3 separate regions of the Homo sapiens genome follow, and all the other regions are linked to region 2. Evidence: chromatin loops called from intact Hi-C (ENCODE). Cell type or tissue: PC-9. All regions are shown on one strand.

Region 1 (8,000 bases), 580 kb after region 2:
TTGTCCAGGAAGTCAACGCAGCACAGGAAGGCAGAGGGCTGCCATGATGAACATACAGGAATGCAAGTGCAGGTCTGAACAGGGCTTGGACATATGAACAACTCAGCAAGTGATAGCTATTTTTTTTTTTTTTTTTTTGAGACAGTGTCTTGCTCTGTCACCCAAGCTGGAGTGCAGTGGTACAATCATGATTCACTGCAGTCTTTACCTCCTGGGCTCAAGCAATCCTCCTGTTTCAGCCTCCCAAGTAGCTGAGACCACAGGCATGTGCCAATACAACCAGCTAATTTTTTAATTTTTTTGTAGTTGTACAAAAAAATTAAATTTTTAAATTTTTTTTTGCTGCCCAGGCTGGTCTCAATCCTCCCACTTTGGCCTCCCAAAGTGCTGGGATTACAGGTGTGAGCCACTGTGCCCAGCCATCATTGTTATTTGAATTACTGTACGAGTAGTGTTACGTGAGCACTGCGTGAGCGGAGGAAGGTGGAAGGCCTGGCAGAGAAACGAGCTCTTTGCTAATCAGATTATCATGGCTAAGAATCTACAGTCAACCAGAGTCTGATGGAGGGGCATCTTTGCTTAGCTACTCGCAGATTAAAGCAATTCTGCCCTGAGGAAAAGGTCCCAGGTTTAGAGACAGGGCCTTTCTGCTCCTTCCGGCCCCCTGCATTCCCCACGGTGGGGAATCTGCAGGCAGGACACTGTTCTGCTGGTGCTCGGTATTGTCCCCCGGCTTGAGCTGTCAGATGATTCCCTGGACCCCTTTTGACCTCTGCCTTTGACCTGGGGATCAGGTGATGTGTGACTGGAGGCAGGTCTGCGCATCCTCTGAGGTGACAGCTCACTTGAGCTCCCCCTTGTCTCTGCCTGTCACCAGGAGAAAACACCCCCTGTTGGGTTTTCTAAACACGCATCAGCTTGGGCGGTGACCCAGCCATAGACACTGAGGAGCGGCTGAAGCAAGGTGTGGCGAAGGTTCCAGCAGAGCCTGGGGAAGGGCCCCCAGAAAGTCAGATTCTCCCCAAGGCCATCTCTGGAGCTTGGCTTGAGTGTGGTTGTCTGCCAGGCTCTGGGGGCCTTGCAGTGGTGACTCATGGGCCATTTTTGGAGCCCAGACAACTGGAGAGATCATCAGACGGTTTGCTGGCTGTCTCATGAGGCTGCACGTGTAGCTCTGCCATCCGTCCGTGTGTCCTCGGCAGCTTGCACATGCCCGTAAGTGCTCAATGTGGGACGCCCATGAAGCCCGGAATGCACGACCCTCTCACTGCCACCCGATCCTTAACCCTCCCAGGCAAGATCTCCAGCAGGGATGGCACTCTCCCATCTCAGCTCTTGTTCCTAGATGTATTCACTTGCTATAGGATTCTGTGCTTTTACTGAGATGCTCCTTGAAGCAAGGGAGCTTCACAGTTAAGGGTCTGTGTTTTTAACATGCGTTGGAGGTGATTCTCATGTGCAGCCGATCTGGGACCTTCAAGTATACCCAGACCTTCCTGCCTGGGGAAGTGCTGACTGGCAGTACCAGTGATTGTTCTGTAGGCTAAATGAGTCCCCAGGTGGGACAGGGAGCGAGATGGGGTGAAAAAGTGCCAGAAAACTCCTCTGTCCCCAAAGATGCCCTCATCTAACCTGCCAATCCCACCTTCAATCCCACCATGGGGGATCACTCAAGCCTGTGGGGCTGAGTGCTGTCCTCTCTAGAACCTCTTAGAAATGCAGCTCTCGGCCGGGCGTGGTGGCTCACATCTGTAATCCCAGCACTTTGGGAGGCTGAGGTGGGCGGATCACGAAGTCAAGAGATCAAGACCGGCTGGGCACAGTGGCTCATGCCTGTAATCCCAGCACTTTGGGAGGCCAAGGCGGGTGGATCACGAGGTCAGGAGATCGAGACCATCCTGGCTAACACAGTGAAACCCCGTCTCTACTAAAAATACAAAAAAAAAAAAAAAATTAGCCGGGTGTGTTGGCAGGCGCCTGTGGTCCCAGCTGCTCGTAGTCCCAGCTACTTGGGAGGCTGAGGCAGGAGAATGGCATGAACCCAGGAGGCGGAGCTTGCAGTAAGCTGAGATAGCACCACTGCACTCCAGCCTGGGTTGACAGAGCCAGACTCCGTGTCAAAAAAAAAAAAAAAAAAAAAAAGAGATCAAGACCATCCTGGCCAACATGGTGAAACCCCGTCTCTACTAAAAATACAAAAATTATCTGGGTGTGGTGGTACACACCTGTAGTCCCAGCTACTTGGGAGCCTGAGGCAGGAGAATCACTTGAACCTGGAAGGCAGAGGTTGCAGTGAGCCAAGATGGTGCCACTGCACTGCACTCCAGCCTGGTCTGGGGACCGAGCTAGACTCCGTCTCAAAAAAAAAAAAAAAAATGCAGCTCTCTCATGAGAGTCCATTCTTCAGCCCCAAGGATAGAGGCTGCAAAAACTGCCCACGTCATCTGGCCCAGGACACATCCTGCCTGTGGGGTGGGCTGACCTCATACCTGCCACATACTGGGAGCCCAGAGTCCTCCCACTCCAGCCCAGCCCAGTCCAGGGCCACCAGCTCTTAGGTTCTGAAGTAGCCCTTTGAGAGGGTGAGGGTGACATGCCATGTCTCTCTGTTCCCATCCTCCTGCCAGTCTTCTCTCCACCCTAGCATTTCAGGCAAAGGAACAGAAAGCCAGTCTGTGCCCCCACCTGACACTCTCTCCAGGAAGTGTCAGGGAGTGGGCTCTGCTGCCTGGCCCCTCACGCCAGGCTTCAGGATGAAAGGAAACTCCAGAATGACAATTTGGGATTATCTAGTGCCCTGGGCCAGATAGTCTCCTGTGAGGATTAGTGGCATCTTTGAAAAGCAGCGGCCACTCCTTTACACAATACCTCCTCTTCAGGGGATCTCCTCCCACTCTCCCATACAGGGAGCTCTGAATCTGCAGAGGACAGCTTATCTTGGAACACCTTTGGGATGGGAAACTGATCACCTTTCAAGGAAGCCCAGTCCATCTGCATCTGTGCTAGAAAGTTCTTCCTTCTACCGACTCAGAAGCAGTCTCCCTGCTGTTTCCTCCTTGCATCACGGAGCAAAGCCTGCTGCTTTTTCCAGGAGCAGTGGGGGCACGAAATGTCCTATTGTTTACGTACCCAAAGAGTGCTTGCTCTAAGCTCCTTCTCCACGAGAACTCTGCAGCTGCCGCTGACCACAGGATGCTCGTTTGGACAATGAAGCCCCTTTCTAATGGGAGGATACTTTCAGGATTGTTGCCCCTAGTGAGCTTCCTACTCCTCCCCTTCCGGTTGCCCCCGGTGTGCCCTCAGGCTCCTGGCAACTCCACTGCTTCACTCAGCCATCACTCCAACTAGCTTTCTATATCTCCATGCCCCTGTGTTCAGTCCTAAGTGGAGCTACTGGATATTTGAGCCTCTCACTCAGCAAGCCTTGGAGCTCCTTCCCTTAAGCCCTACTAGCACCCTTCCCCCATGCATGTAGGTCCCGGGGCCCAGCCACCACTGCAGGCATGGAGGAAGGGGGTGGGCAGTGCACAGGTATCCATGGCAAAGGGCCAGCGGGCTGTATCTGTGGAAACAGAATCTGTAGCCTCCCTCACTGATCCTCTCTGAATCCCCAGCGCTGGAGGGTGTAATTTTTTATTGTGAAATATATATTACAAAAAATTTGACATCTATCTTAGTCCATTTTCTGCTGCCATATCAGAATACTTGAGCCTGGGTGATAAAGAAAAGTAGTATATTTGGCTCACTCACCGTTCTGGTAGCTGGAAAGTCCAAGATCAGGTCTCTGATGAACCAGGGTGACACCAACCAGGAAGCCTGGTATTTTGCAAGAGACAGTGTCTTAACCCAAAGCAATGCATCTATAACCGGGGAATGTCAGGCACCGGTAATGGACAAAAGAGAGATTTGGGGTGAAGGGTCCTCAAATCATACCTCTTGGCAGTTACCTATTTTGATAGACTCAGAAGCCCCAGATTAGGGAAGGTGAAAGTCATTTACTCTAGTACCTCTTCCAGTCCCAAATCCTCTTGAGCTCACCCAGCCTCTGCCTGATCACCTCCAGTGACTGAGAACTCGTCACTTCCAAACCAGCCCAGCCATCTCTGGACTCACCTCTGAAGAGTTCTTTCTTCCTGACTCAAAGTCTGTTCCTATAGCGCCCTCTATGGGTCCCTTATCTACCCCTGGGGCTTCCTCAGGATGAATCCCATCCCATTCCTAGAAGTAGTGAGGTACCCCTTGAATTAAAGACCAGCATTCAGTCACTCTGAGGCATTCTGTTTTCGTGTAACATCCTGAGCTTTGGAAACTCTTCGTTCTAGAACCCCATTTTGGTCTAAGGTGTCCCTTGCCTAGACCTGACCACAGAATCTCAGTCCAGCCACAGCCACAGGGGCCTGTTTTGCCGGAGGTGGCTTGGTCCTTCTCCTCTCCTAGTCCCAGTGCTGAGAAGGGTGTGGAGGAGGAAGGGAGAAACACCAGACTCTGCTGAGTGCCGGCAGTTGTGGAGTTATGTTCTGTGCTAGGCTTTTGCTATGGTCTCAATGTTTGTGACCTCCCAAGTTTCTTTTTCTTTTTCTTTCTCTTTCTTTCTTTCTTTCTTTTTTTTTTTTTTTTTTTTTTTGAGACGGAGACTTGCTCTGTCACCCAGGCTGGAGTGCAGTGGTGCGATCTTGGCTCACTGTAACCTCTGCCTCCCAGTTCAAACGATTCTCCTGCCTCAGCCTCCTGAGTAGCTGGGACTACAGGTGCGTGCCACCACACCTAGCTATTTTTTTGTATTTTTAGTAGAGATAGGGTTTCACCATGTTGGCCAGCCTGTACTTGAACTCCTGACGTCAGGTGATCCACCCACCTTGGCCTCCCAAAGTGCTGGGATTACAGGCTTGAGCCTCGGTGCCCGGCTGACCTTCCCAATTTCATCTGTTGAAACCTAATCACCAGTGTGATTGTACTAAGAAGTGGGGCCTCTGGGAGGTGATTAGGTCACAAGGACAGAACCCTCATAAATGGGATTAGTGCTTTTATAAAAGAGACCCCAGAGAGATCTCCTGCCCTTTCCACCATGTGATGAACCAGAAAGGGATCCTTCACAAGACGTCGAATCTGCCAGTGCCTTGATCTTGGACTTGCCAGTTTCAGGTCCCTGAGAAATAAATTTCTGTTGTTCGTAAGGTTGGCATTTTGTTATAGCAGCCTGAGGGGACTAAGATAACTTTTTGCATGTATTATCCCATTTAAGCGATTAGTCCCACTTTACAGGTGAGGAAACTGAGGCTGAAAGAAGTTAAGATTCTAGGACTCTTGACAAAAGTTTTGTGTAAACAAGAGTCGCTACAAAATCACTTTTCTAATAGCAGCAGCAGCAGCAGCAGCAGCAGCAGCTTCCTATTTGCTCAAACTGGGAGGTAAAAGCAGAGGGAGAAGATGGTCTTTATATTTAGAGTTACCTAAGGGACTTCCTGAGCTGGGAGGGGGTGAGCGGGATTCCAGTGCTTCAGAGAGGAGCTGCTGGGCTGTGGGCAAGACCCTGGCTGGTGTGGAACTATGCAGCCCCCAGCCCTGGCTAAGCCCCGCCTCTCAGGCCCTGGAGGCAGAAAGCTCCTCAGCCTGGCCCCTCCGGGATTCTGGATCCAGCTGTCCTGGTTGCTGCCTAACTTTCAGCCGTGTGTCCAGCATATCTGTGAACTGATCTGGGGCCAGAGCTCAGGGAAAAACAGAGGTAAGTTGTGGTGGGGACCTCCCCAACCCCTACGCACACACACGCACACACATGCGCAGCAAGACTCCTCCCTGGAGGTGGAAGTAGCGGTGATGTCAGGCTCCCGGACTTGTGTATTCAACCCGGTGAGTTAACAGGAGAAAGAGCAGAAGCCGGGGGCGGGAGGATGTTGAGGCTCCTCTCTGTTCCCGCCTCTCTACCCCTTCTCCAGTCCCCTTCAGTAGTGGGTCAGGATCCTGGCCTAGACATGGAATTCCCTAATCAAGTAGAAAGAGGGGTCTAAATAAGCGGAATTGGGGTGGGAGGAGCCGGGCCAGTTCTGGTGGGGGAGAGGCCGCCTCCTGCTCCCTCGGCTGCCTCCTCAGCCTCCCTGCTTGTTGGCGGCTCACACACCCTTGGCCAGGTGAGGCGGGCGTGGGCCTGCAGCCTGGGCCTGCTCAGCTGTGGACCTTGATTGTTTCTTACTAGATGACCTGTTTCTCACCACTGGAGCTACTGAAGCTCACAACCAATTTGGGAGGGGACAGGCATAGTGACTGTTTGGCCCATGGTGGCTCGTGGTGCTGTGGTCATTAGCCGGGAGTAAACGGAGTCTGTCCCACCTGGCCCACGAGGGCACCATGTCAGGGTTTGGGCACATAGTGGTATGTGATAATGAGCTTTGTTACACATTCCCTTGGTACTTCAGTTTTCCTATCTGTAAAATGAAGGCAACAATATCCACCTTATGGGTTTGTTATGAAGATTAAACAACAAATCAAGACACGAAGCAACTGCCTGGCACTTAGTAAGTGCTCAGTCAATGCAGGTTACTATTGTAGTTATCATCATCATTATGACAAAGATTATGGTTATTATTCTTGCTTGTCCTTTGGGCACATACTTCCCTCAAGAATGCATTGGAAGCTGGGTGCGGTGGCTCACGCCTGTAATCCTAGCACTTTGGGAGGCTGAGGCAGGCAGATCTCCTGAGGTCAGGAGTTTGAGACCAGCCTGGCCAACATGGCAAAACTCCATCTCTGCTAAAAATACAAAACTAATTAGCCAGGTGTGGTGGCACATACCTGTAGTCCCAGCCACATGGGAGGCTGAGGCAGGAGAATTGCTTGAACCCAGGAGGTGGAGGTTGCAGTGAGCTGAGATAGCGCTGCTGAACTCCAGCCTGGGTGACAGAGTGAGACTCCGTCTCAAAAAAAAAAAAAAAAGAATGCATTGGGTTCATTGGGTTCAGACGCTCTTGGGCTGTGGTCTTCCAGCTGTAGCCTCCCATTTCTATGACCTAGCATGTCTACATTCACACTGACTATTTTTTTCCTCATCCTTTGTGGGAAACCTGCTTCTCCTCCTGAATGCCCCAGTTTGGTGAATGGCACACTATCCCTTAATGCATGGCGTCCCTTCCGTATCCTTCCCTTCCCTCAGCCCGCTGTGCTCAGCCAGTGTGCAAATCACATCTGGGCCCAGCTACCCCACTCCAGGAGGAGTTGGTCACTCACTCACCTGCACCTGGAGTGCTTTTCCATAAGGCCAGAGTAGTGCTTGTCACATATGCTGTCATTTTTGTTTTTAAGCCTATCTTCCCTGTACAGAATGCCTAAGGGTTACGTCTTCTGTTTCTTTTATGAGGCAGGTATCAAGGATGGCTGGATAGGAAAGAGGGTGCAGGGAAGCATTGTGAACCTTGGGTCTAGTGACATCGCTATCATTCTCTCTAAACTTTAATGACCCCTCTTTGCGGTGATTAAACTGAATCTGCTCTCGCTCCTTCTAGACACTCAGGAAAATGAAGCAACCATTTCCTCCCTCCACCAGGATATGTTGATCCTAAGCCCAGAAAGGTTAGGCGACTTGCCTAAGGACACAGAGCAAATAAAAGGATTAACACATCTGAATGCAAGACATTGAGGAGTTGACACTGCCAGTTCCTCCCACTTCTTAAACAAAGCATCAGTGTGCTTCCCTGGCACCATCCACAAAGGGTGGGTGGGTTGAGAAGCGGGAAGATGTAGAAGTATGGGGGTTGCACTCAAAGCCATAGGTTTGGGGGACTTGTCTCAACACACACAGGAGAGGGGAAGGACAAAGTCAAAACAAGTTCCAGACTTTTTCTGGCAAAGAAATATGCCAGAAAGATTTGAACTGTTCTAGGGAAGGCTTGCTGGAAGAAACCATCTCTCTTCTCTGACTAGGCACCCACTCCTCTGTTCAGGCAACAGCCAGTAGCAATCTTTAAGGAAGACATAATCAGGCCCTCTTTTGCATAGCTGGAGATACTGAG
Region 2 (8,000 bases):
TTTATAACATTCTAAAGAACTTCAGCTGTAAATTATATGGGAGAGAATGTAGAGGATTGTAGATGGATTAGCACTAATTTTTTTTTTCCCCTGAGAAACTCAAACTCTATGACCTATTGCACAATTGAGTCTATTTGTATATAACAAATAGTATTTTTCATAGGTATTAATAAAATATCAGTGTCAAGTCAAATATTTAAAAGAGTTGTTAACTGAAGCGGGATTAGAATTAAAGGCATTAGAATTAAGATTAGTGGGCAAAAGATACAAAAACTTTGCTCCCTGACATTCATAACTGTCTGTAGATGGAATAGCAGACCTGAAGATTGGCTATTTCTTTGTGACTGAAGTTCTGAATTTTTTGTGCTGTTATAGAGTAAATTTATGTATTGTTGAGTGTGGTTCTGGAAGGTGATGATTTTTCAGCTTGATTCTCTAAGTATACTGTGTGGGTTTTTGGCTTTAAAAAGGTTAAGAACTTCCCTTTACATAATGAAAACCCAACAAGTAAATATTATTTGTTAGTACTTTAAGATGTAGATTAATCATTTAAAAAGTCATTATGTTAAATATTCTGAGGACCATACTGTTATTTCTTTCCTTCTCCCTCTAGTGGGCAGAAAATATTCTTAAAATATAGCATGGAATAATTTATTGCTATTGGGTATACCATAATATACAGTCTCAGTCTCAGCTTTTTTGAATACTAAAAATGTTAACATTTCAGAATCATTAAAGCAAACGCTTTACTCCTTTCTAGGCATAATAGTGGATCCTTGAATGTTGAAGATGTCCTTACCAGCTTTGACAATACAGGAAATGTTTGTAAGTTATACATTCACTCTATAGAAATATATTTAGTGTTTTACAAAGTGAATTTATAGTTGATGTTTTCTTCTCACTAATATTTATTATACTCACTAAATGTATGCATATATGTATATATAATAGAAAGTTTGACTGTCTTTAGCTGCAAAATAAGCCTTGTATAAGGTACACCGACAAAATGGGATACTGCAGTTTCTAAACTTCGCAGGTGTGTGTGTGTGGGGGGGAGGTGGGGGAGGGAGAGAGAGAGGGAGATGGAGAGAGTAGGTCAGAAAGAACACTGGACACTGAAGTACTGTCCCTTTTATTTTTGTTTCCATTTTGACCTCAGTTAATTCAGTAGTGGGGCTGTTTCTTCCTTCTTTGCTTTGTTTCGGGTGCTTTCTTTGCCATTCCCTGCTTCTTTACTTTCACTGTAGAATAAACCCAGAACATATTTTTCTTGATGCTACTATACATTAATACCAGAGTGTTTTTGTTTGATGCAGTATTACAATATTACAGAATATATTGCCTTTTCATCAAAGCTTCTGATTAATTGGTGATAGATTTGTCCACTGAGAAAATCACTTAAATATTTCTTATAATTCTTGTAATTAATTTCATGTGATGAAAGACATCAGCCAAGAATACCTTTATGTCACTGAGTTAAACAGCATACCATCATAGGAGCTATGGACTTTTTATGTTTTTTGTATAGGACATTTCTCTTAAGATAGTGAATTGTCAATGAAATATGAGCATTTTAAATGTAAAAATAGTACTCATACTCTTTTTCTCAAAGAAAATTTCAGAACTGTTAACTTTTGGCTGAATTTAGGTAGTGTCTTTGGCTTAACAATGCAGTTTTATCAAATAAATAGATTTGCATAGAATTGTGTTCAGTAATACTCAGACAACACTTTTGTTCTTATGTCCACATTATGATAAGCTTTTGATTTTATAGAAAAATATTTGTGGTTCACTAAGGAATCTATAAATGTCCTTAAATTATCCTAAATACCTAAAATAATGTAGGTTTCTTTTTTATGGATAGTGACTGATGTGCCTTTTAGTTTCTTTCTTTTTTTTTAAATTTTCCAAACACCAACTTGAACCCGAATGCCTTTTAGTTTTTCCATGTTGGCATTTAGTGAATTCTCTCCCACTTAGGTGTATCTCATATTTTTATTAGGTCTAGGCAAGGACTGGGCAAAGCATACCAATGATGGTTGAGGATACATACTCTTTTAGTTCTGGGGTAATGTTAAATATCATTGAGTCAGGCTTAAACATATGTAATTTCAGAAAATGATTCTAGAATGTTAAATGTGGAATTTTTGATTCAGTAATGTAAAAGTCAAGTATTGTTCCCAGTTGGCTCCGTATGAAATAGGGCCACTAGCTGACAGCATTATGTAAAATAAAAATAATTTCCTAAAGGCATCAATTATTATTTTAGGCATGAATGACTGTCTTAGCCTTCTCTAACATTTTTTCCCATCAACTTGTTCCATACCCCGTGTTGTTGTTGCATGAACAAACGGAAATATTGCATATTCAGGGTGTTTTTTCACTGTTGTCTCTTGTTTGGTAGAAAGGTTTAAGACTTTGGAATGATACTCACCTGCATTTGACTTCTGGCTCTGAAATTCATCTTGAGCAATTTGTATCATCTCTATGAACCTCAACTGTTTTCATCTCTTAGGGCTGGCTGTGTTATAAAGAAAGTACGTACATACTGCATGGCTGAGAGTTGATATGCAATAAAAGTTATTAATTATTACTGGCGATGAGTACCTATATAACCTCTTTTGGTTTTTTCCTAATAAAGAAGATAATATTATTAGGATTATTCTGTCTTATACTATTTTAATTGAACTAACAGGGCAGAAAAATTAGATAAAATTAGCAAAATAGCTGTTTATTAAAATGCCTCATTATAAATGTTGCCTTAAAAACCTGGATATATTGCTGAGTGATAGAAGTGGTGACAAAAATAAGACCTCTTAAAATATGTTGTTTTGTGTACCTTTTATGTTTACTTTTTATTTTAACAGAAAAATCTATATAGATGTTTCATTTAATGATAAATTGGTAAAGTCCTGTTCCAATAAAGTAAATATTGATTATGACTTTTATATAATCTTGGACGTAAAGTAACCATGGACTGAAAAAGTGATTTTTCACTTGATGCCTCAAAAATTTGATTTTATTATGCCAATAGTGATATTGAGTTTGTGACTAGAAAACCCAGCAGAGGGCGCCACAATCATAATTCTTTGTCATAGCCCAATATAATTAGGATAAATAGCTCAAATAATAACCCTAAGCTTTTACCATGTAGACATATAAAGATGTGTCTAAACATTTCTATTTGATTCATTTATAATATATTTAATATATTCAGTAATTCAAAAATACAAAAAAATAGATTTTTCCTGGCCGATTTTTTAATTTTTAAAAATATCAGTTTAATTTTTCTACTTCTAGCTTTAAATAAAGAAGTACTTTTGATAGAGAGTGAAAGTTCCATACAAGAGTATCAGTTCATAAATCACCACCATGGTAGTATGTTAAAGGACAATTAGAATGAGGAAAAAAGTTTCTAATAGATGAGAGAACCAAGAGATGGAATTATCTATTTATTTTAAGAATTTGTTTCTAGGTTAATAATGCTTCCTAGTAATAGAAAAAACAGCTTAACTAAAACATTTTCTAGTCACAAAAACCTGATATGTGTAGATACAGTAAAAAAAGGTATGGTCATGGTTTAGTAGAACCATTAATTTCAATTGTAAGTTCATTTTGAATATCAGGGGATGATTATATTCATTGCAAATTTTCAGAGATGAAAGGATCAGTCTTACCTTCTGAATTGGTTTATGCTCTAAGTGAAAAGACGTGGAAAAATCTCTTTAATTTTGGAAAATAAACCTCTAGATAACTTATTTACTATTAGAAAAGATAATTTTTTTGTATTTACTTTTTTGTATAGAAGTTTTGTGGTTTTAAATGTATGAACTGCAAAGTGTTTTATATTTTTGAGGTAACTTTTCATTGCTTGAATTTCTTCGAATGTTGTGGGAAGAAATTAAGAGGAATCTCGTACAGAATGAATCACGTCTGCGTATTGATTTATTGCTGTGTGATATACGACCCAACCTTCTTTTTATATATTTATATTTACTATGGTGGAAAACAAACCATTTTGAAAGTGCTTACCTTTAACTAGGAATAGGTATGTATATTTCATTATTTGGTTTCTACTACTTGAGAACCTACTTTCTTTTGAGATATCAAAGCTTCTTGGTCAGGAGGTTGTGTCTACTATTGATTCATTGTGCCCAGAAAGACATGCTGACAAGCTACCTAGGGAAGAGTATAGGATGACATCTTTCACCTCAGATGAGGTACTGGCTGCTTCTGTGTCTCCTTTGATATGTCGCTCAGATACCTTGGGTAACAAGGGAGTGCTCTATAAGCATTGTAGCAGATTTCTTGCTTCTGCTTTTTCTGTGGGCAGGGACTCCTTTCTAGCTTGTCCTCTGACCTCTGGTCAAAGAAGCTGCACCATGCTGTCTCTTCCAAAATCATTTTCCTTTTCTCCAAAGTTATTTCGTTCCACTACTGAAAGGAATTTTTAAAAATGTAATTCTCAGTGCTTACTTGATCCAAATTTGGATACCATAGTATCTAATTTAACTATTTGTTGTTTATAACATCTCATCTTATGCTTGGGTCTGTAGTAGATTCATTGGAACATTTTAAGCACATCATCCTTTGTTGAGTAGTATGAACAGAAGTGTTAGTACTTCGTATAATTTATTATAAACTATGTACAATATAATGTATATAATCCTTTAAAGGATAGGAGGTCAGCAGTTAAATCATTTCAGTAATATCATTGTGAAGCAGGATTCCTGGCAAATGTTGCAGCTTAAGTCTGGGGGATGTATTGGTAAAACTTCTCTACTATTCTTTGAAAAAAATTTTTTTTCTTGGTTGAGCTCCATGACAGGACCCTGTGGTAGTTGGTGTCACATTATCTCCTGGAGGAATTTGTAGACCCTCTGCCATATATACTTGTACATGTGACAGTGGTGATTTTTGTTTTCCCTAGTGAATTCTAAGACTGACCAGGATTTTTTTTTTTTTTAATGGAGTTTCACTCTTGTCCCCCAGGCTAGAGTGCAATGGTGCAATCTTGGCTCACTGCAACCTCTGCCTCCCAGGTTCAAGTGATTCTCCTGCCTCAGCCTCCCGAGTAGCTGGGATTACAGGCGCCTGCTACTATGTCCAGCTAATTTTTGTCTTTTTAGTAGAGACGGAGTTTCACCATGTTGGCCAGGCTGGTCTCGAACTGCTGACCTCAGGTGATTTACCCGCCACAGCCTCCCAAAGTGCTGGGATTATAGGCAAGAGCCACTGTGCCTGACCTGACCAGGATTTTTAATGCACACAGCTATAGACTTTGCTTCCTAGTGGTCTGATAGCAGAATCTGTTTGTCTGTTTGTGATGTATCTAAAACTGATCTCTTTTGGGGTGGTAATCAGTTATTATTGAAAGCAAGACTCATTAAAATAAAAGTCAGGTGTGGAGGTATGTTCCTGTAGTCCCAGCTACTCAGAAGGCTAAGGCTGGATGATTGCTTGAGCCCAAGAATTTGAGGCAAGCCTGGGCAATATAGCAAGACTTTTCCTGTAAAAAAAAGACAATCAAATATTTATCTTCCTGGTTTTTCTAGAGGAAAAAAAATTATATGTTTTCACTTTTTACTTGTATTTAGGAAACCAAAGGTAATAGTTTCTTTGGAAATATGGTCTAAATTTTTAGTTTTTCTGTTTCATTGTTGTTATGTTATAAAGTTAGGGTTTGGAATGTTGGTGAAATTATCAAAGCTTCAAGAATGTCAGCTTGGATTTTAAAATGCTATTCTTATTCAAATAAAGATGTCTATATATGTAATGCATATGTATGTGTATATGTATATGTAGTTATATAATGCATATATGTAGCATGTGTGTATACATATGCATATATACATATATGTAGTATATGTGTATACATGTACATATGCAGATATATAATGCATCTATGTAGTGTATGTGTATACATATGCATTATATATACATGTATGCATTGTATATCTATATTTATATACAGATATATACATATACACAGTACAGTGGTTTGATTAAAAAATGAAAAAGTTGGGCTTTTATGGGTCATTGCTCTGTTTTTAATTTAGAGTGGTTATGGAAGGTACATGGGATATGAAGTTCAGGTTTTAGCTCTGCGGGTTATTAGCTGTGTAATTGTAGACGAGTCTTTGTACAAGTCTTAACTCCTTATGTAAAATTGAATAGGAAACAATAAGTACTTTATAGTGAGGTGAACATAATATTAGATAATGTGAAAGTACCAAGTAAACTGTAAATAGTATTTGTATTTTTTATGGTTAGTAATATCATCTGCCTCATTCTTGAATTTTTTCAGTACCTTTGTTATTCAAAATAATACAAGATAGAAGATATTTTTGGTATGTGCCATTCTGTTTTAATATCATACATTATTTTGTTATGTGAAAACAATGTAAAGCTACACAATTAAAATAGTGTGGCATTATTGCAGAAATACACATATAAATCAATATTTTTAGAATAAAGTGTTCACAAAGACCTAAATATATGTGACTTAACATATGATGAAGATACAATTTTAGTAAGAGAGGAAAGGATGGATTCTTTAATAAATAGTATTGGGACCATTGCCTAGGAATTTAGGAAACTAATAAAGCTGACTCCCTCCTATATACTATATGCCAAAATAAATTTAATATGGGTTAAGTATTTAATTAAAAACATAACACTCTTAGATATTTCAGATGAATAATTTTAATATATTGAAATCAAGAAGGTCCTTCTAAGTGCGAGTCAAACACCATGAATTTAAAGGTTAATAGATTGACTAATTTAAGATTTAAAGACCCTTTATTCAAAAAGCGCATCAAAAAAATTGAAATACAAATTACACACTGGCAATTATTATTTATGACATATATTCAGATGAAGATGTATTTTCTTTATAAAGAGCTCTTACAAATCCATAATAAAAAGACAATCTGAAAACCTGTAAGATAGAGAAAAACGTAGCCAAAAATTTAAGAAGAGGTATTTCACAAGAGAAATAGCAATGTTCTGTATGTACATCAAATGGTTATTTTATTAGGAATTGAAGGAATGATTTTTAAAAGTGAGATAATTTTTGCTTATCAGGTTGGCAAAGATGAAAGAAGTTAAGCAGTAATCAGTAAATTGTAGGGAACTGGGTATTCTCATACACTGTTGGTGGAGGGGGGTAGGTAAATTAATTCTACTTTTCCAGAGGCAGTCTGATTATATCTTTCATAATTTTAAATATCCATATCTTTCAACTAATGATTACCTTTCTAAAAAAAAAAAAAAGAAAGAAAGAAAGAAAGGAACCAGGATGGGAACTGTGGCTCACACCTGTAATCCCAGCACTTTGGGAAGCCAAGGTGGGCGGATCACAAGGTCAGGAGATCGAGACCATCCTGGCCAACATGGTGAAACCCTGTCTCTACTAAAAATACAAAAATTAGCTGGGCGTAGTGGCGTGAGGCTGTAGTCTCAGCTACTCAGGAGGCTGAGGCAGTAGAATCGCTTGAACCCAGGAGGCGAAGGTTGCAGTGAGCCGAGATTGCACCACTGCCCTTCAGCCCAGGCGACAGAGTGAGACTCCATCTCAAAAAAAAAAAAAAAAAGAAAAAGTACACAATATTTTGTTTTAAAATAATACTTTTCTTGAAGGAGCTCACAGCATGTTAGATGTTAATGTATTAGTCCCCCATTACACTTATGAGATAAGGAATCAGAGATCAAATCATTTTAACCCTTTCTTAGGTTGGGAAAGTACAAAGAGGTTAAAGTCAGTCAGTGGCAGAATATTGAGCTTTGGGAATAGAAAATTTATAAGTTGTGTTACAAAATAAATATTTAAGGTCATCAATGCATTATGTGGTTAGAACGCATGGGTAATGATCAGCAGCCCTGAGAGTATAGGGGACCTGAAAGCCAGTGGAGCACTGATGGTATGCAGCATGGCAGTGGATTCTTAGTCCCTCTTTAGCATCGTAATGTACATGTAGTCTTTGATTCTTAGTCTGTGT
Region 3 (8,000 bases), 85 kb after region 2:
TTTTCTTTATTCAGTGCCTGGTATGTAGAACTGAGTAATATTTATGACATTCATCGTGAAAGACTGGCCAGACACAAGAATGACAAGAAAAGACCTGAGACATAGTGATAGATGAAACTCGAGAATGTATTATTATTTGAACAAACTTGATTCTAATATTTACCAAAATGATACAGTTGAAAAGAGTCAAAATGTAATCCTTCTATAGCATGTGGCTTAGTTTAATATCCATGTTCCATTATTTCTTTTGTATCCTCTTGAGTATTTAATAAATTTTATTAATATCTGATTTAAATTTTAAAGTAGATAAATTAGGCTTTAATAAAAACAAATGGAAACTTTTAGTAAGTGGTTGGACTTGTTCTGAATAAAGGAATATAGAATGGACCTTATTTGAAAAGTTGAAGTTTTTAAATAGTAAGAATATAGGTTGAAATTTTTTTTTTTTTTTTGAGATGGAGTCTTGCTCTGTCACCCAGGCTGGAGTGCAGTGGCGTCATCTTGGCTCATTGCAACCTCCGCCTCCTGGGTTCTAGTGATTCTCCTGTCTCAGCTTCCTGAGTAGCTAGGATTACAGGTGCGTGCCACCACACCCAGCTAATTTTTGTTGTTTTAGTAGAGATGGGGTTTCACCATGTTGGCCAGGATGGTCTTGATCTCTTCACCTTGTGATCCGCCCGTCTTGGCTCCCAAAGTGCTGGGATTACAGGCATGAGCCACCGCGCCTGGCCTATAAGTAGAAATTTTTGAAAGGAATAACTGGTGTGGCAAGTAGAGCTGGCAACATTGTGTATATTACAAGGATGGCCTTCAAAAGGCAGAGGACTGTTGGATACCTCACTATTTTAAAGAGAAATTTTATTTAAAAAAGAAATCTTATGCATGATCTCATTTCAGTGTTGATTTACTAGAAGCATATGATGGACCTACGAACAGGACCCTTCAAATCAAAATGTATCGTTTAGGAATATTCTGAAGGGGAAAGTCTGTGACTGCATTCTCTGAGAACCATCTGCTCACCTACTTATGTCCCTTAAAACTGAAGCTTTAGGATATCCTTTGAAACCTTTTTGTTTCTTATCATATAATGTATGGTACCATAAATACCATTGCATTTGATTTTTGTGTGAAACAACACTAAATCACTATTAAAAAGGAAAGAATGAGGTTATCTTGCTGACAATTTAAAGAAAAGACTTCTTCATAATATATTTACGACATCTAAAATGCCTTTTGTCCTCAGGGTAGCACTGTAGTTCTTCGGTGCTTGAGTTGATACTGCAATTTAATACTGTACCTACAAAGAAAATTACAGTTTTTAAACTGTTTATTCCAAGTGCTTTCAAAATGAAGACACTACTAAAGTGGTGAAAGCATGTGGTTGGAAAAAAAAAAGTAGTAGGAGATTATTAATTTCTTAAAGGTAAAGATTATTGCAAATTCAAAAGATCCCACTCATTATCAATATGTGGTCCTTCTACAGTTTTGCATAGTATAACATATTCTTAAAATGGGATACATAGTGACTTTGTAGCATCAACTATTTAAATTTTCTAGCTCCTGAGTCCTTTTCTTGCTGTGAAATGTGTTCATTTTATTGTGTGATGATATTAACATATATCAAGAATATAAGTGAAATATTAAATCTTGTCATGTTCAGGGTTTTAGGGTTCTTAAAAATGTGTAAAGGTGTTTTTACACTGTGTAAAAAAAAACTTTATATGTTTGTGAGATTTTGAGTTACCTAATTTTATAAACTAAATTACTTTGTGAAAAAAAAAATGCTTAGAATCATATGTTCCATGTAGCTCAATATTGTTTTCTGGAATTGAATTAAATTATATCTACAGTTGCTTAACAGAAAGAGCACTTAATTTGTAATCCACAGACCTCGTGGTCTTAGGCAAGCCATGTAATTTACTTGTCTTTCAATTTCCTCATCTGTAAAATGGGGATAATAACTCAAAGGATTGGTCTAAGGATCAATGCTTATGAATAAAAAGCACCTAGTACATGACACATGGTGGGTGCTATATCCCAGCTATTATTATTATCCAAATGGCTTATTACTGAAGTAATGAAAGAAAGCTTTTATACAGTCATATCAATGGTAGTTCTGGGTTATAGTCTCAGAGACATCATTACTATGAGGATATAGAGAATTTAGGAAAATTTTAAAAATTATTTAAACAAAATTTGAAAAACATTGTAGGCATGTATTACCACATACAATTATATCTGCCTACCTATGTATTTAATCACTATCTTTTAGAAAACACACAACAAAAGTTCAGTTTGCCGTAGTTCATTATAGAGTTAATAGGAGCTTGGAGATTTGATCTAATAACATGCACTTCATAGTAGAGCAAACCCATGATGTTATCAGAAATTTTGGAGAAGTCCAGGATTGGGGTGTACAGGTGTACCCACCCTGAGAACCAGTGGATCTATATAAGTCTGGTGTATTGGTTTCAGTACAATGATATTTATATACAACTTTGTATCAAATAAGTTTGCTAAGCCCTATTATAAGTTAAAACTATTTTTAAACCATATTTCCCCACCCTGGTTTGGAAATTGATAAAACAGTTTAAAGCTGAAAAACATAAACTACAGTAACTCAATAAACAATTTAAAAATAAGTTGTGTAGGTAGCTGGAAAAAATTATAAATCTCAAAAGTATAGATTTAAGATAAAGCCCAGTTATCTAGAATTATAAGGTTATAGTACATTTTTGGTTGAGCACATTTAGCTTTTTCTATTCCTCCATTTTGCCTAGCTGCCATTTCTTAACTATGAAAGGAATTGAAGAGTCCATCAGAGCTTTTGTTCGCACTAAAGAATAGTCATTTGAAGAAAATGGTGCCAGGCCAGACATGTAAAGATATTTAAAGAAAAGAAGGAAGGTGATAGGCCTAAATTCAGGACTATTAGCATATTCACAATGGTACAGGTATAGGCTAAGCTTGGTCACAGGTGAAAGGCAGTAGTGTGAGAACTCATGGAATTAACAAAGCTACTTCACACAAAGGGACGGATGGTACTTCCTCCATGTCCATTCCTTTCTAAGATTTCAGTGGCAAACAGCGTATGTAAGGCTGCAGTGACAATTTGTTTCAGTGGCCCTAAAAAATACCTATATGTACCATAGATTTAATGTGTAAAATTAAAAGCAATGTATATTAAATATTTTCTAGGAATCTGTGATTTTGTGACCAAAGATCTGAATATACTTAAAAACAAATCCTAATTTTTTTCTAAAGAAACATGATAAATATCTGGATAGCTGGCTACATTTTGAAATATTCACCCAATATTTCTGCAATAGTCAGCATTTCAATAATAATTTTATTTGCTTTTTCATGGCTTTGAATTGGGTATTATTTTGTTTCTTTGTTTTGTTCTAAGTCTATATATTTTTTTTCTTGCCACCATTTGCTGTGATTACAGATATAGGTTTAGAGTTTAGCCTTTGCAATATCATCAGTTGATGGCATGTCTACAGCAATATGGTGGATAATATTTTTTATTTTCATAGTATGAGTGCTACTTGACTCTGACTGAATGATTTTCTGTTACAAGATTTTCTTTAGTTTATAGACCTACTTTACCTTGGCTTCTGAATATGCTGAAATCCTTCTGCCCTTGGTTATAACACCTTTTATTTGTTAACATTTAAAATGCTTTCAAATCTTTAACAATAATAAAGGCATTAGTTATTTTAATTAATTTGTATGGATGGAATAAAACCAAAGGGAAGGTGTCATTTTCTGGTTGCAATAAAAAGATATAAAAGTTAATTGCTTTTCTTTTCTTCCTTTTTTTTTTTTTTTTTGAGAGGCGTCTCGCTCTGTCGCCCAGGCTGGAGTGCAGTGGCACGATCTCGGCTCACTGCAAGCTCCACCTTCTGGGTTCACCCCATTCTCCTGCCTCAGCCTCCCGAGTAGCCGGGACTACAGGCGCCCGCCACCACGCCGGCTAATTTTTTGTATTTTTAGTAGAGACGGGGTTTCATCATGTTAGCCAGGATGGTCTCGATCTCCTGACCTCGTGATCCGCCCGCCTCGGCCTCCCAAGGTGCTGGGATTACAGGCGTGAGCCACCGCGCCCGGCAATTGCTTTTCTTTTCTAAGAAAATTTTGCTGACATCCTTGGTACATATTGCTATTCTTAAATGTTTGAGTTTACTAATCCTCAACAGTAAATATCTTTAAAAATGTATAACCTTGCTTAATATTAGTTACCTAAGAATGCCACAAGAAACTGGCATCTTTATAGTTACTTTATATTACAGAGTGTAATAAATTCTAGAAAGATGGGACTAATTATGGTAACAGACATTTTATACTCAATAAAAACTTTCCTTAATTTCACCCTTATGCAGGGAGTCTCAGTAGAGTACCTCTCTTTTGTGTCTTGGTTGGTATGGCATGGCACTAAGTGACATTAGATTAGCAACTGGGGAACAACTTTGTGAAACTGTTTATGGAAGTGAATTTTCAGAGTTCACGGTTGTGGGTTTTTTTCCTATCTCAGATCACCTAGCAACTTTAGATTCAGGCGGAAGTTGGAGTTTATTTTACAAAACATGAAAAAGCTTTTAAACCAACATTTTTGAGGTAAATCTGTAGCAAAAGTGAGGCCACCTGCTGTTAAGAAAAGTGCCTACACATTCATCACATTTCTGTCCCCAGTAGAGGGTACTGCTGAGTAAAACACTGCCATTGTTGTTCAGATCCTATAGGTGGCAGCAGTTCCTACAGTTTCAGAGCATAACAATGGCTCGATTTGTGGGTCTAAGAATAAAGCTGTCACGAACTCATGGAATCTTTATACTGTAAGGGCTCTTCTTTGAAATGTGATACATGAGAAAATTACCATTAATGTTTAGTTTCCCTTTTAAGATTTAAGTAGCTTATCTTTCTTTTAAGTTCCATTTTGTATTTGAAAGTGTGTCCCCAAACAAGTATTGACAGCCGTAATTTTATGGTGTTAAATTATGAAGTATAAATTTTTAGGTAATCTCAGGGAAAGATATGATGTAAACTTTTTTTTCTTTTCCTCTCCCACCCTAGCCTTCCACCCCAATTACAAGAATCATCCATTGTTAATGTTGACTGCTGCTGCAATCTTGAGAAGGAAGTCCTAGTTGCTATACAAGCATAATTTTCTCCATGTTCAGGAGCTGAGTGCTTAATGGTTTTAACATTGCCATTCAACTTTTAGGAGGCTTTGAACCAAATTGTAGCACCTATCAAAGAGTGATTTTATAACTCTCTTTAAGAAAAAAGATTTGAAACATACTGTAGTTTCTGTTAGGCGACACAGAACTGAGGATGTAAGTACTGTACTCTTAGAGCAACTCACCTTTTGCCACTCCCAAGCAGCAGAGTGCTTGTTACTTCAGTGGGTCACTTGCACACACATACACACACCCTCCACACATCCAGAATAAACTCCATATTAGGTATAACAATTGTAATTCATTCAGTTTTAACGGTCAAGTGAACATTAAAAAAATTTTCCCTGCTAATTATTGTGTTTAGTTCAGAGAGTTGCAAAATGCTAAATAAAACTAGTTTTTTGGTTCAAGTCAAAATAGAGTTAAGCCTATCTCTAGAAATGCCTATTCAGAAATTCAGCAACCCTTGTCTTATTGCTCAAATTAATTATCCAGAAACTGTATTATGATCGTTTACTCAAATTAATATGAAAATCTGAGAATTCTATCTTTGTTTTAAATTCAGGAAAGACTAGATTCTTTTTATTTATCATTTGAGATAACAAAGTAAACTAATGGCAATGTATGAGTATCTTAACGTATTTTGAAGGGAATAGGTTAAACTGTTACTCTTTTGGAGCTGATCTCTTTGTATCAATTAGGTACATTTGTAAACTCTATATTTTTGAACCATATTTTTGGAACTAATCTAAAGCTGTGAAATGAATACATTATTTCAAATTAAAACATACATATTTATATGTATTATACATATCATACATAGAGATGCATATATATATTTATTGAAGATAAAGGAAATGTAGGTTTTAGGGTTGTAGAACATTTGGATCATATAAATAGGAGATACATGCCTATACTTTCTATCATCCATATTATGTGTGTGTGTGTGTGTATGTATATATGAATACATTTATTCAATAGTATGTTCAGAATGATGTTTTTCATGAAGAATTATTAGTGTCACATATGATTCCATTTCCCATTTGGTGGATGTGAAAGGAAACAGAATTATATAAGCAAAAAAGTTTGCTGGGAACCTCACATGCTCTTAGTAATTATTTTGTGCATTGTCAGCTACTGAAAAAATTATTTGTTTTTAAAGGAACTACTAGGAGCAAAGTATAAATCAACTTATTTTTGAACACTTGTAATATTATATGTTCATATAAAATCTATTTTTGATGGCATAATGACAGTTTAATTATGTGCATTTTTTTGTCCTTGCTGTTGTTTTTAGCATATTTATAATAGCTAGCTGAATAGGAAAAAATCATCACTTAAGGCAAGGCTCTTCAGGTCATCTGTGAACATTCTGTCTATCCTTTCTTTAAAAATATTTTGAACACCAAGATATGACAAGATAAATTCCATTTTTATTTTTGCAATTCTCTTTCAGAAGCTTATGTTAAAATTAATTTCAGTTTATATTATTTTCTTATGTAACTTATGAACATGTAAGGATGATCACTTTGTTCTAATTTGTAAATTTTTACAAAGTATTTTAGTAAAATGATATATGTCCTTCAGTGAATTCATATTGCTATTCAACAAAACATTCCCTAATGATAAAGTTGATATTTATGTTTTGTAAGTAAAATCATTTCGATGAATGACAAAGCTTTTGATGAATCAGATACTATCAAAGCTTGGAGTTGTTTTCAGAAATTGAATGTATGCTGGTTTAAAAAATAAGCTAAAATATATTTTTAGGTATCATACATATGGGGAAAAAATGAGATATATAGTTAAGTTTGAACAGCTTAGACTCATTTAAACCCGGGTTTTAGAAATTTCAATTCCTTGTAATTAAAAATTCTGTTGATCTATTTAAAAATGAATATGTATTTAACTTTCCCATATTTAACAATAGTAAACTTTAATATTAGTAAAATATTACCTAAAAGATGTTCACAGAAACTGTTGACATGTTTGAAAGGATAGAATATAATTAACTCATGCATTTTGAGGGGAATTTTAGGGCTTAGAGAATTGCATAATAGACTGATAGGGAAAGACTTTCAGGAGAGGGAGCACAGTGACTGATATGCCTGAATTTGAGAAAGCAGCAGATACAATAAATGTCTGATTCTATGTAACAAGTAGTAAATGGAATTTTTCACTAATTGAATTTTTCTGTTTAACCTAGTGTCCATGTGTACGTATTGTACATATGACTAGTTTTGTAAGCATTAGAATATAATAAACTTAATCTTAAACATACACCCAAAACAATTACTTCCAAAAATTCTTCAGGAGGTCTATTGGAATCTTTAGTGTGAATGATTATCATTGTGAGCATCTATTGCTATTTTAGAGTCTTGCTTATGGGGAAAAATAATTTGATAATGATTGAGCTTTCTGATTACCTGGGTACTACATAAATAAGAGTGTTAACACTAATTTCTGTACATTTAGGTAAATATATTTACTTATAAACATTTAACGAAAATATTATTATTAAACATAGTTCTATTTTGAGTAAATAATTTAAAATGCTGGGACCGTTTTCTCTGAGTGGCCTTCTTCAGACTTCTGGACCCTAGAAATGGCCTTATACTTCACCCTAGGAGGGCCCTTTTTTTCACAGGCCTGAAACTCTGTAGAATCCATGTTGGATATTATTAATGAACATGTTTCTTTTTGTAGAGGGGAGAATGATGATTAGAAAGGTAAATTAGTATCATAAACACTCCAGATATTTCAGCATATGCGTGAAATTATTCTCTCTCTTCATGGAATCCATTGTCTTCATGTGCA

The links. Peaks named below come from ENCODE experiments on the same cell type or tissue, not always from the same donor. Only the 100,000 strongest peaks of a DNase experiment are listed, where the experiment ranks them.
Region 1: it touches region 2 in a loop (15-fold over the local background); 5 of 110 quality-filtered maps call a loop at or near these places.
Region 3: it touches region 2 in a loop (7-fold over the local background); 33 of 110 quality-filtered maps call a loop at or near these places.

What each region holds. Positions count from the first base shown.
Region 1 is chr2:44,970,093-44,978,092 of GRCh38, forward strand. No RefSeq gene overlaps it. Among named protein-coding and RNA genes, the nearest start is that of SIX3-AS1, 32 kb to the left of the region's middle. RefSeq lists enhancers at 2,240-3,107, 5,060-5,835, 5,836-6,611. In PC-9, CTCF peaks have their summits at 4,169 (motif pointing left) and 4,370; a DNase peak (open chromatin) is centred at 4,149.
Region 2 is chr2:44,389,481-44,397,480 of GRCh38, forward strand. It overlaps CAMKMT (calmodulin-lysine N-methyltransferase), which reads left to right. Exons shown (of 11, transcript NM_024766.5): 3 at 761-825. It overlaps LOC124905998 (a long non-coding RNA gene), which reads left to right and starts at 832. Exons shown (of 3, transcript XR_007086301.1): 1 at 832-4,048. In PC-9, CTCF peaks have their summits at 595 (motif pointing left), 796, 3,062 (motif pointing right) and 3,273; no DNase peak of the experiment used is centred here.
Region 3 is chr2:44,474,884-44,482,883 of GRCh38, forward strand. All of the region lies in intron 3 of CAMKMT (calmodulin-lysine N-methyltransferase), which reads left to right. It overlaps LOC124907758 (a long non-coding RNA gene), which reads left to right and starts at 908. Exons shown (of 2, transcript XR_007086302.1): 1 at 908-8,000. In PC-9, CTCF peaks have their summits at 4,714 (motif pointing right) and 4,916; a DNase peak (open chromatin) is centred at 4,718.